Regions from separate parts of the Homo sapiens genome. Here region 1 is linked to region 2. Evidence: chromatin contacts called from ENCODE Hi-C data. All regions are on one chromosome and are shown on one strand. The core of a region is the stretch at or near the end of the contact, and the rest is flanking DNA. Distances in the headings are between cores, read along the strand shown. Region 1 overlaps SLC1A3 (solute carrier family 1 member 3). Region 2 has its middle 32 kb from the start of SLC1A3.

Region 1 (6,257 bases), core at 3,352-5,851, 110 kb after region 2:
TGGAAGACATGGGTGTGATTGGGGGGCAGCTTGCCATGTACACCGTGACTGTCATTGTTGGCTTACTCATTCACGCAGTCATCGTCTTGCCACTCCTCTACTTCTTGGTAACACGGAAAAACCCTTGGGTTTTTATTGGAGGGTTGCTGCAAGCACTCATCACCGCTCTGGGGACCTCTTCAAGGTATGTATGTATGTGTGGAAAATGAGTCTGAAATGTTACCTTGAACCAGGGCCCCTCAAGTAGGGTGTAGGAGAAGCCATTTTATTCTGAGTTTTAAACTTCCAAGAATGATGAGTTAGCTTTCTCATTTCTGATGTCAATCACACCTGTTTGGGATTCAGGAAATGCCTGGCTACATATCTTTTGTGGGGACAAATTGGAAATCAACTATCCTTTCCCGTCCACTTCATCTCTCTTTAGTTGACATTTGCCTGAGGGAGAAGAGGCAGAGTGACTTGGCACAGGCTGTCGTGATGAGGGCATGATCACAAGTGATGCCTCACAGAGGAACCCAGAAGCAGGAGAGCTGCCAAATGACCCCGTGAGGGGACCACACTGTTCTTAACCTGCTCCCCTATTTATACAATTGCTGACTTAGTTCCCTTTAAGTTAGAACATGGGAGAGGAAGGAACTGTCTGTCCCAAAGACCAAACGCACAGACAGTCAGAACTACCAGGACACTCAGCTGATGTGCCCTATTTCACTGTTCTCAGTTCTGCCACCCTACCCATCACCTTCAAGTGCCTGGAAGAGAACAATGGCGTGGACAAGCGCGTCACCAGATTCGTGCTCCCCGTAGGAGCCACCATTAACATGGATGGGACTGCCCTCTATGAGGCTTTGGCTGCCATTTTCATTGCTCAAGTTAACAACTTTGAACTGAACTTCGGACAAATTATTACAATCAGGTACAAGGAAAGAGTTCTATACACCCTTTCTTAAGAATGCCTTTAAGGCTGGGCGTGGTGGCTCACGCCTGTAATCCTAACACTTTGGGAGGCCAAGGCGGGTGGATCTCCTGAGGCCAGGAGTTCAAGACTAGCCTGGCAACATAGTGAAACCCTGTCTCCACTAAAAATACAAAAATTAGCCAGGCCTGGTGGCACGGGCCTGTGGTCCCAGCTACTTGGGAGGCTGAAGCAGGAGAATTGCTTGAACCCGGAGGCAGAGATTGCAGGGAGCTGAGATCATGCCACTGCACTCCAGCCTGGGGGACACAGCAAGACTCCATCTCAAAAAAAAAAAAAAAAGAATGCCTTTAAAAGACAAGAGGATGACCAGGGTTGGGAAGGGGATCCCACATAATCAAGAGGTGGGGATTTGGGGTAATCATTCTATATTTAGGTATTTTAATTGGTTTTTTTAGATTATAGATGTATACACTCATTAATAACAAGGTTCAAAAAATATAAATATGTATAAAGTAAAAAGGGAAACTTGCCTGCCATCACATCGCTCCACATCCTTCTGTAAGTGACCATTGTTCATGTTTGGTTTGGAAAGACTTTTCCTATGCATAGACATGCACACACTTCTTTTTTGTAGTTAGTGAAATCATACTATACATACATGTTTGCCTTTGATTGGTTTGCTTATTAATAGACCAATAAATATGTCTACTTCATCATTCTTTTTAATGTCTGTAAAATACATAGTATGGATATTTCTCCTTTTTAAAAGTGTTAGATTATACTTCAATTTTTAAAAGCATTAAAATATGTTAGCTTGTATAGATACTACTAGAAAATAAAAAGTTAGATGAACTTTTTCTCTTGGGTGAATTTTTAGACAGTGTAAGATAGATGACAGACCACACTGACAAGTAGTTCAAGAATCTGATTTTTGTGGAGAATTTTTTTTAACTATTATATTTGAGGTGTTCAGTGAAAAGTTATTTTCCTTTCCATACCTTCCCCCCATCTCTTAGTTTCCTTCTGCAGAGGCAACCAGTGTTACCTGCAAGTTTCTTCTGCATCCTTCCAGAGATACGCCAGGCATACGCATGTGCATGTGCAAATATAATCCCTCCTTTTTGCTTATTAAAAGTTATTTTGCACAAGGGACCCATGAGTCTAATGGCAATGGGACACTTTAAGCCTCACTATCCAGATCAGCCTCTGCTCTTCATTGTTGTGGGGTTTTTTTTAAATTGTTATTAAAAGTACATTTTGGAGAGCAAACTAAGTCAGATTTGGGGGGATTTTTATCACTCAACATTTTGTTGTGAAATGCCCTACATATAGGGAAGTTGAAACAATATTATACCAACCATCCTCTACCAGATGGAAAAATTGCAAACGTTTTGCCATTTTTGCTTCTTCTTTCTCTTTCTCTGCCATTATGACATTTCACCTGTACAAAATTCAGCATGCATCTCCTAAGAATAAGGATATTTTTCTACATAACCACAATAGTAAGAATCTTAAACATACTTCCAGAATATCCAATCTATATTCAAATTTCCACAGTTGTCCCCCAAAACATGTCTTTTACAGATTTTACTTCCAGACCAAGTTCAAATCCACATTTATGGCCTACATTTGGTGTCTTAGTTTCTTTTCATCTAATCAGTCACCACACATTTGTTGTTATGTTTATTTAGAAATAAGTTGTTAGACTCTGTGTATATGTTTTGTGTTAGTAGAAAATGATAATAGTTGTAGTAGGATGCATCGGAGTAAAAAGGAAAAGGCTGATCAGGGCCAGAGGTCAATGACTGACCTGGGGGTTCTGGGAACCTCAGGCCCAAAGTAGTTATAATGGGACTTAGGAGATCATTATCTCAGCTCACCTGTAACCTATACTTTGGCATATTGATTGAAAGGCTCTGGGTTATTAAAAAAAAAAGGTGACAGAGTTAAAAATAACAGTAACAGTGACAAGCAAGATAGAAATATATTTCTCTTTCATGCAGCACAGCTCTGCTCCACAAAGCCTTCAAGGCTGATTGATAGGTGCTCTGTGGTATAAGAGACTAAGTCTCTAGGGTATTATCATTATCCAGGTGGTCCGGGATGACTCACCACCCCCAGATTTTAGTCAGTCGGAAGTGGGGAGATGGTATACCCTGCAAGTTGCTCAGTACCTCCATGCATGTCTGACTGGCCAGAACTTAATCTAAGCTTCAAGGGAGGTTGGGAAGTGTAGTCTTCATTCTGGGGAGCCATATACCAGCTAAAAGTCCCAGTATCTTAGAAGGGGACCAGTATGGGGACCATGAATACTTTCTGTGACAGACTTAATACTTTATTAATACCACTTATAACCAGATAATACTTTACTATTTATAAAACATTTGCTTTGCAAGCCAGGTCTACACTGCCTTCATAAAAAGTATTTCTAATACTATAAAACTTTGTTCATAAATCATTTTGCTTTTGAATTAACTAAGCAAACCAAACTAAGAAACCAAATTTGATTCTTTTGACAACATTAATCATGAATGTTCAGTAACTTTACAACCCTCCACTTGGATAGGGGAATTACTAGAAACAAATTATTATTGTAACTCTACAGCATTTTAGACTTTGCCTTACAAAATACTTTCAGGGATGTTTAAAAGTGTATAGCTGCCAGTTTATTTAAAAACGACTAGAATAATAGGTCCAACTTCACAAGGGTCATTGTACGAGGACCAAATTAGATAAACCATGCTTAGTATATCAGAAGACACATAGTAAGCACATGATAAATATTAGTTAGCATGATGATTAGTTCAATTTTTTTTTTTTTAATCTCATTTACGGGCCAGGCATGATGGCTCATGCCGGTAATCCCAGCACTTTGGGAGGCCAAGGTGGGTGGATCACTTGAGGTCAAGAGTTCGAGACTAACCTGGCTAACATGGTGAAATCCTGCTCTACTAAAAACACGAATATTAGTCGAGTGTGGGGGCATGAAGCTGTATTCCCAGCTACTCAGGGGACTGAGGCACGAGAATCACTTGAACCCAGGAGGAAGAGGTTTCAGTGAGCCTAGTTTGCACCACTGCACTCCAGCCTGGGCAACAGAGTGAGATACTGTTTCAAAAAAAAAAAAAATCTCATTTACGTTTTTTCTGAAGCGCGTCCTCTTGTGTTACATGGCAAGTCAGGCATCGGCACCGTGCGTATTTTGCAGCGTATATGCTCTACGTGGGGAGCTTTGTAAAAGTGTTTTCTGTTCTGGTACTTCTGTTAACAGCATCACAGCCACAGCTGCCAGTATTGGGGCAGCTGGAATTCCTCAGGCGGGCCTGGTCACTATGGTCATTGTGCTGACATCTGTCGGCCTGCCCACTGACGACATCACGCTCATCATCGCGGTGGACTGGTTCCTGTGAGTATGCTTGGCCTGCATTCCAGCTCACTGTCACAGGGTCCCCCTCTGTCACTCTAGGGCACCAGGCAGCCTGGCACATCTACAGAAAGAACTCTGAGGAGAGGGGCCTCTCGGCCCATAGTTAAATTGTCCTTATTGTCTGACCCCTGGTCCTTATCTGGAGACCGAGCCCCAGATGCCATGTGCACTCACTCCCCTGTCAGCCTAAGGGGCACATCTGGCTGCCACACATCTCACTCCATAAAGCCATTCAGGAATTGGGAAACCCGCTGTCTGCAAAGGCAACATAAATCAGCAAGGCTGTTTCTGAGTTGCACAACATGACACCACAGCAGCTGGAACAAAGCTGCAGGCCCCACATGCCAGCTTAGGCCCTGCCTCTGTGTGCTTCCCATTCCAGTGGGAATGATTTTCCCATCCTAGCCCAATAGGGTGAGGCTGAGCTATGCCGACACTGGGAAGAGAGCTAGTGTCATTAAGTGGAATTGAGTTTCGGATCTAGGGAAAGTTACAAGAAATGTGCCCTCCACATTCTCAAACTCTAACCTCTACAGGCCCATCCCTTCGCCCCCTTCCCTCGCTCTTCCAGCTGGCATTCTCTGTGCCTTTTCTCTTAAAAATTTCCTTCCACTTTTGAAAATCTTTCCCCAGGATGCCCAAAGCAAAGCCTAGAACAGAGTACGTGTTGGAGTTAACACAACATATGTTCACTAGAACTGCAACATGAAAAGAGCTTGACAGTGTGCGTGAAACCCCAGACTGGGCGAGAGGATTCACTCCCCAGTTACTTGGACCTGTGTTTGTGTCCTGACCTTGTGTGAGACCGGGCAGATTACCCAACCACCCTAGTTTCTACCTCTGTAAAATGAGGGTGCCCGTGTCCTCTACCTCCTAGGGGTACTGCAAGATTCAGTGCAATGATGCCTAGAAAGCATGCAGCCTACTGTCTGGCCCACAGTCAGCATCAGTTAACATGAGCACTCTCATATAAAGCTACAGTTCTCCACAGTCTTTGATCTTTACACTTCAAAATTATTGAGAACTGAAACAGCATTTGATCTATATGGGTTGTATCTATTCATATTTATCATATTAGACACACTTATAAATTTCCACTTGTTAATTTATTACATGTTTTATTTAAAGGTGATAATAATTCATAAAATAAAATAATGGAATGAATTTATTATCATCTTTAAACAAAAAGGTTATATATGCTAACATAAATAGCATTTTTTTGCAAAAAACAACCATTTCGACCCCAAAATTTATTTTATTTATTTACTTGTTTTGAGATGGAGTTCCATTCCTGTTGCCCAGGCTAGAGTGCAATGGCACAGTCTTGGCTCACTGCAACCTCCGCCTCCTGGGTTCAAGTGATTCTCCTGCCTCAGCCTCCTGAGTAGCTGGGATTAGAGGCGCCCGCCACCACGCCTGGCTAATTTTTGTATTTTTAGTAGAGACGGGTTTCACCATGTTGGCCAGGCTGGTCTCGAACTCCTGACCTCAGGTGAACCACCTGCCTTGGCCTCCCAAAGTGCTGAGATTACAGGTGTGAGCCACGGTGCCCGGCCTCGACCCCAATATTTAGTGAAAAGAATGGTACTATTTTATGTTTTGCAAGTTTTCTTAATGTCTGGCTTAATACAAGACAGTTGGAGTTTCCTGTTTCTGCAGTTTCACAACTGCTTCAGTGAGTTGTGACATCACACATCATGTAGTCTTTGCAAAACTCCACTATACATTCATGAGAAAATGAGACTGAGAGGGACAAATGACATCTTAGTATTATTATGAGAATGGCTTAAAGAGAAGGCTCGTTCCCCACTGTTGGGACTCTCACTTCAGTCAAACTAATAACTGAACATTCATCATCTATATGGCCTTATAACCTTTAATAGCTACTATTATGAATATTATGTGTCTATTACG
Region 2 (6,957 bases), core at 2,776-5,275:
TCTATCCTTTGCAGTATGTTTTACATCAACCTATATCCACCCCAGAAGCTGGTATACTTCCAAGTTTTTGCCGTTTTTTCACTGTACTTGGAACATCTTTGTCCTCCTCTCCTCCTGGGAAATGTCTCACCAGTCTTTCCAAGGTTCAGCTCAAATGTAACTTCTTTCTTCATCTTCTCTTTACTTCACTCTTACATAATATTAACTACTCCCTCTTCCCTATCTCCAAGGTATCTTATTCTTTACTCTGTTTTAGAACTCATCAATTGTGTATAGTCAATTGTTTATATATCTGCCATTCCCAGCCCCTGGAGAGGAAGAACTAACTTATTCTTTATACCCCCAGTTCCTGGCCTTGTGCCAAGCACATAGTAGATGTTCTTAATGTATGGAATTGAATGCGAAGTGCCCAGAGGATCTTGAAATGGGCCGGGTGCCACTCTTTTCCACACAGGTAGAAGAGGTCTAGCCTCGGGCAATATTCTGCTGCTTCTGCTGCTTGCTGGAGGCCCTATTGACTCTCCCATGTCAACACACAGTTTCTTCCTTCTTATCCCAGCTCTGACACCCACTTCTGGTTCTGCTTATTCTGCAGACCCATTGCAGGCCAGCTTCTCAAATGTTAGTCTTTTGACCCCTCTCTGCACAAGCCTAAGTACTTGCCTATTATACTTGAGCCTCAGTTTCCTCATCTGATAACCTACTGTTAGCACTGTTGTATAGAGAAAAATGAGATGTGTATATAAAAAGTGTTTTGTTCTGAAATGTCGAACAATAATGCAACCAAACTTAAGTTTATATTTTAAGGTAAAATATATTTCTAATCCAATAATAGTGATGATGCAAAAACAACTCACAAACTTGGCATGCAAAGGAGTTGGAACTATGTTTTTGTGTGGCCGAATAGATTAAGAAAAAAAAATTATAACAATGTTAGTATGATGGAAAAAATATAAAAAGTTACTGAATATTAACTTGAAAGTTACTGAATATTACCAGTTTTAAGAATGAGAAATGAAAACCTTTTTTTTTTTACATCCTTAAGACATCTGATTATTATCTCTCCATAGACACCTCAAATCCAATATGTTCAAAAATAAACTCATTATCTCTTATCCACTCACCCTCCCCCAAACACACTTGCTTCTATACCTACATTCCTTCTTTTGGCCAGTGCCTCTACTATCCATCAGTCCCTCAAACCTGGAGGACCTACCGCTGACTCCTCACCATCCCTATTCCACCTGCCCATCCAATTGGTCACCAAGTACCATGGAGTCTAAATGCTAAAATGCCTCTTGATTCTCTCTCCTCTTATACAAACTCATTGACCCACTTTTAGGTGCTCACAATTTCTCACCTGTTCTGATTCATTTGTGTCCAATTAGATCTTCTGTCTACAGTTCATCCTCCCAAATGCCACTAGAGAGAGCTTCCAAAGACACGAAGCTTAACAGGCCACTTTAAAGTATTCTAGGACTCCCCAAAACTCCTTAGCATGTCATTCAAATTCTTTCATGATTTCACCTCTGCTTACCTTTCTTTCAAGTTATACTTTTAAGAGTATTTTCTAATATGGAAAAGTATCTTCTAAAAGTATCTTCTAATTCAGAAAAGTATCTTCTAACATAGAAAACCTTCTTGGACCTTCCCAAGGTGAGCTTTCTCCCATACATCCTATAGCATTGTGGGCTCACTTTAATTAGAGCATATGTCTCAAACATTGTCATCTCTAATTAGGTATCTTCTCCACCAGACTGTACACTTTTTGCTTATTCAACTAAGATTTTTACAGGAAGATATTAACTGAAATTCTTCCATTGCCTCCTCTTCAAGGCAGGCAGCACATGAGTGAAGTGAGAGGAAGTGGAAGAGAACAATGATGGGAATGGAGGAGTAAAGAAGAGGTGAGTCCCAACGTGGGAGGAAGAAAAGAATAGACCTTGAGGCTTTTGTTGGTGGATGAAGAGAGAAAAACTCCATACCCAGCAAATGTTTGGCCACGTGACACCAGCAAAAACCAAGGAATTTAACCCTTGATATGAGTCATCTTAAAACAATACAGACAGCAAGACTACCCACCATGGCCTCTGAAAAAGGCATCTGACTAGACAAGCTTTTGCCTGATGGATGTGGACTAATCCCAAAGAATGAATGTTTCGTTGTGAATTATGTTTTGACCACATATCAACAGGTGACTGCACTTAAAGGACTTCAGAGGTTTTTAAAGAGGTTTTCAAATATTCTCATCACAGAACTCTCTAAGGGCAGATATACATTTCAAAAACAACATGCTGAAGAAAACACACATGCTCACACACACACACACTGGCCCAAACATAGTAAAAAGAGATCACAAAAACAATAACTCTTGGTAAATTTAACCAGTTAGATTAGTTCTTTGTTGACCTCTCTCCACACAAACATGCTACTATTGGTCTTAACATCTAACCAAGCCCAAGTTTATATAGTAAGAAATAGGATATTCTAAAATTCCATCTTCTTAGGAATCAGTCTTATACACATGAGGTAGGAATTTTATCTACTTAGTAAATGTACTTTTCTCAACCAAACTTTCTGCCCTAAAAGCACCAATATCTATAAAGAACATAATACAGACTATAATTCTAGTGTTATCATTGACTCAGTTACCTACCACTTTAGATATACCTTATAGCTGTTTTTGTGATTTGCCAACATGGGGTATAAAATAATGCTGAGTCTTTTTAAAATATTTACATTAAATAACTCTGAGCTCTACTCTTCTATTGTGAAAATGTATTGCCTCCCTCTTTGGGGTATCTCACCTCCCATACTAAAAGAAAGAATGCAAAGAGGCTTGCTTTGCTGAAGGCAGCAGTCCTGGTTATTACCCCATGATGGAAGAAAACTGGGAAATATGAGGAGTTCATTCACTGAAGAATGCCAGGCTCTAGTGCAGTTGCTGCTGGTAAAGTGCTTGTGGAAAGCAGGTAGTTTGATAGTGAGATTCAATCTTTGGTCACTGCTGCAAGAACAGTGGTGATTTATCATACTTGTGCTGGCCACCCGTCACTAAAGAAAGGGACCTGGGCACCAATTCACATCAATGCTACTGGTTTGGCAGGAGTTTCTTAAGGTGAATTAAAAAAAAAAAAAAAGACATGTAAAAGTCAACAACAGTCACTACACAACAAAGGCACATTTTCTAGTTACCTGGCTCATTCTGAACAATCACACACAGATGTTTTCCAGATGTATGTCCACAGTGCCAGGAAGGGTCCATCAGGAGGAACCTTACAGCCTCGGCCACATCCTGAGCTCCCAGCCAGCTCTTTCCTTGATGATCTGGCCTTGGTTCCTTTCTCTCATAGTGAATGTACACATCTACCAGTTGACCCTCAATCTGAGCCACCTCAATTCATCAGATATAATCTCTTCATGTTAATCTGCAAAACAGAGGGTATTGGTGTCTCCATTCTATTTCTTCTAGAAAGCTCTTTGGTTTTGTGCAAATTGTTCACTCTTACAACCCAGACCCAAATCCTAGCCAAGGAGAATGTCTCAGTCAGAGTCCTGACAGTAAAGAGATGGCACATGTATATACTGAAGATAGTTAATAAAAGCACAATTTAAAGATGTGGCAGGGGGTGGGGAGGGAAATGCAATACCATACTAGTAACAAAGGAGGGCCATCACCCTCTATGGGACTGAAGGGCAAGGGGACAAAGTAGATCAGTACCTAAAGAGGGTAGGCATAAGGAGAGGGCTACCTGACAGGAGCTGTGACTTATAGTAGAGGAGCAGGGACACAACTCACCCTCCATGACCTGTTAAGAAAAGCTGTAGGAATAAACATTCCAACCTCACTCTTCTGCCTTTCTATCTCCTGCTGATTATTTCTGTTGGCCAAATGCAACAGGATGCCAGAAGGCAGGGGATCACGGTCAGTGCATGTCAGCGTCTTGAGTACAGAGCAGGGTAGAAAAAAATGAAGAATACAACTGGATGGGGAAGGGTGAGACTTAGCATAGAAAGCCAGAGGGGAAATGCCCCATATATTAACACTATTCACAGTGCGTTTCACAAACTGGTGCCAGTCTGTGAGGTATTTGCGGCTGAATTGCCATGAGCTAAATACAGAAATACAGAATGTACATTTAGAAACCTTAATAGCAACTTAGCACAGTCAGCATTCAAGTATGTGATTGTTTCATTAAACAGGAAGTAGAACAGTTCAGTAGCTATTGTTTCCTTGAGGAATATTGTTCATGGCATGAGCTATATTCTAGTGGTGTACAAATAGGCTCATGATAACACATGAGATATTTTAAGGCAAGTTTGTCAACTATAACTCAAATATTTATAAAAATATTTTAAATTGTGAGAATTTATTTATTTTTACAACTTACTATTCTATCACTTCAGTTATTAACCAAGCCTATTTTTATTTAGATATAAATTACACATTTTTTCTTATTAGAAAAATTAAGGACTAATATTTGTATTGACACTTCCATGTCTGGTATTGGCAAAGTAGCTTGTATTGACTAACTTTTCTGTAGATCGTGCTGAAAATTTTTTTTTTTTAAATCATCATCTGAAGGTTCTGGAGAGCAATAAAAGAAGCAGAAACTGGAGGAGAGTCAGTGTTTCAAATCAGGGAACTGCACTGGATAAAATTTGTAGGTCGGGCACGATGGCTTACGCCTGTAATCCCAGAACTTTGGGAGGCTGAGGCGGATGGATCATGAGGTCAGGAGTTCAAGACCAGCCTGGCCAACGTGGCAAAACCCCGTCTCTACAAAAAATACAAAAATTAGCCAGATGTGGTGGCACATGTCTGTAATCTCAGCTACTCAGGAGGCTGAGGCAGGAGAATTGCTTGAAGCTGGGAGGCAGAGGTTGCAGTAAGCTGAGATCATACCATTGCACTCCAGCCTGGGCAACATAGCAAGATTCTGTCTCAAAAAAAAAAATCATGTTTATATAGCTTTTTGTCTGAGAGTTTGCCCCAGTTGACACAAGTCTAAGATAACTAAAACTCAAGCAGAAAGTGCCAGTTTGAGGAATCAGATATGGAATTTGAAGAAAATGTCAATAAATTTAATAATGGACCCATTGAAATTATCCAATATAAAAAGAAAGAGGAAAACATTGAAATAAGATGTACAAAACTTTAGGAACCTGTAAGACAATGTCAAGGAGTGAATGCATAGCTCACTGCAGCCTTGAACTCCTGGGGTCAGGCGATCCTTCTGCCTCAACCTCTTGAGCAGCTGGGGCTACAGGCACACACCACCATGCCCAGCTGATTTTTTTAAAAATTTTTTGTAGAGACATCCACACATGTCCAAACACACATAGCACTGAGAAAGCCTTAAGCAATGACACACATGTAACAATAAGCATATCTAGTATCCGTTTGTGGTTTATAAACACCATTGTTAGCCAAAAGCCAGGTTTCCATGGAGAGAAGGAATACAAGATGATCCTGTGGTATCTCATGCTGAAAAGCAAGAAAGTGCTTAAAGAATAAGAAAGCATATCAAAAGGACAAAAAGGCAACTTGAAGGAGCTCCCTCTGGCCAAATCTAGGACAACTGATAAAATCAACTAATGTTAACTATAGTGGGTAAAAATTTGATTCACATGATCTTTGAGTAATTTTCACTAAAATATCTCCACCTTATAAGGGAGAGTTCTGGTGGACACCATCTTATCCATATGATCTAAGTCAATATCACTAATATTGAGACAAATCAACATGGTATGCCTCCAGATATGATATACTGAGAAGGATATATCGCTTTATTCCTGCCAAAAATACATAGCCCGAAACTAATCATACCCAAATTGAGGGACATTCTACAAAACAAACAGCCTTGTTCTCTTAAAAAAAAAATGTCAAGGTTAAATAAGACAAGGAAAAGTTAAGGAACTGTTTCAGATTAAAGGAAGCCCAAGAGACCTGACAACTATTGCTACATGTGATACTGGATTGGATCATGAACCAGAAAAAAAAATAGCTATAAGGGACATTATTAGGACAAGAAATGAAATTTACATAGGGACTATGGATTAGAAAACAGTGTTATAGGAACTTAACAATGTTAAGTTTCCTGAATTTAATATCCTTATTTTCAGAAAATCCACACCAAATGATTTAGCAGAAAGGGGGAATGATGTCTTGAACCTACATTCAGATGGTTCAGAAAAATAATATTTTAAATAAATACACACATGGATATGAGACAGAAAGAGACAGAGGCAGACAGACAGGGAATGGGGGATGAGTGGAGACAGAGACAGAGAGGAGAATACTAAAGCACATGGAAGCAAAATGGGAGCTGGTAAGGGCATACTGGAGCTCCTTGTAAAACTCTTGCAACTTTTCTTCTTCTTCTTTTTTTTTTTTTTTTCTTTTGAGACAGAGTCTCACTCTGTCGCCCAGGCTGGAGTGCAGTGGCATGATCCCAGCTCACTGCAACCTCCGCCTCCTGGGTTCAAGTGATTCTCTTGCCTCAGCCTCCTGAATAGCTGGGATTACAGGTGCCCGCCACCAAGCCCGGCTAATTTTTGTATTTCTAATAGAGACGAGGTTTCACTGTGTTGGTCAGGCTGGTCTCGAACTCCTGACCTCATGATCCACCTGCCTCGGCCTCCCAAAATGCTGGGATTACAGGCATGAGCCACCGCACTCGGTTTCTTGCAAATTTTCTATGAATTTGAAATTGCATCAAAATAAAAACTTAAAACATATAATTAAAATTATATAGTATTTATAAAAATATTCAGTGATCAACAAATTGGTGTTATTTTCTTGGAGAATTTGTGAATTATTCTTATTAAAAATAATTTTTTAAGCTGAAATTTTCTTTAGAAGTTAAAATAATGCATCTGAGTTCGTTAGCATATTTTTTAAAAAAATTATATTAATAGCTGAACATTAAAAAGAATAAAAGTAAAATAATTATT

Evidence for each region. A loop is a pair of places that touch in the nucleus more often than their neighbours do. Pooled maps may share reads with other maps.
Region 1: a map with no recorded cell type shows a loop between it and region 2 (8-fold over the local background). The contact joins two enhancer-like sites. A Hi-C loop is called at or near these places in 1 of 168 maps with a recorded cell type or tissue (mammary epithelial cell), 1 of 37 single-sample maps with no recorded cell type and 4 of 50 pooled maps.

Annotation. Positions count from the first base shown.
Region 1 is chr5:36,679,677-36,685,933 of GRCh38, forward strand. It overlaps SLC1A3 (solute carrier family 1 member 3), which reads left to right. Exons shown (of 10, transcript NM_004172.5): 7 at 1-184; 8 at 719-913; 9 at 4,188-4,322. All of the region lies in intron 1 of SLC1A3-AS1 (SLC1A3 antisense RNA 1), which reads right to left. Among named protein-coding and RNA genes, the nearest start is that of SLC1A3-AS1, 42 kb to the right of the region's middle. Within about 2 kb of position 4,602, at least 10 of the 41 ENCODE cell types and tissues checked have a DNase peak (open chromatin) inside an H3K27ac peak, as active enhancers do.
Region 2 is chr5:36,571,511-36,578,467 of GRCh38, forward strand. No RefSeq gene overlaps it. Among named protein-coding and RNA genes, the nearest start is that of SLC1A3, 32 kb to the right of the region's middle. Within about 2 kb of position 4,026, at least 2 of the 41 ENCODE cell types and tissues checked have a DNase peak (open chromatin) inside an H3K27ac peak, as active enhancers do.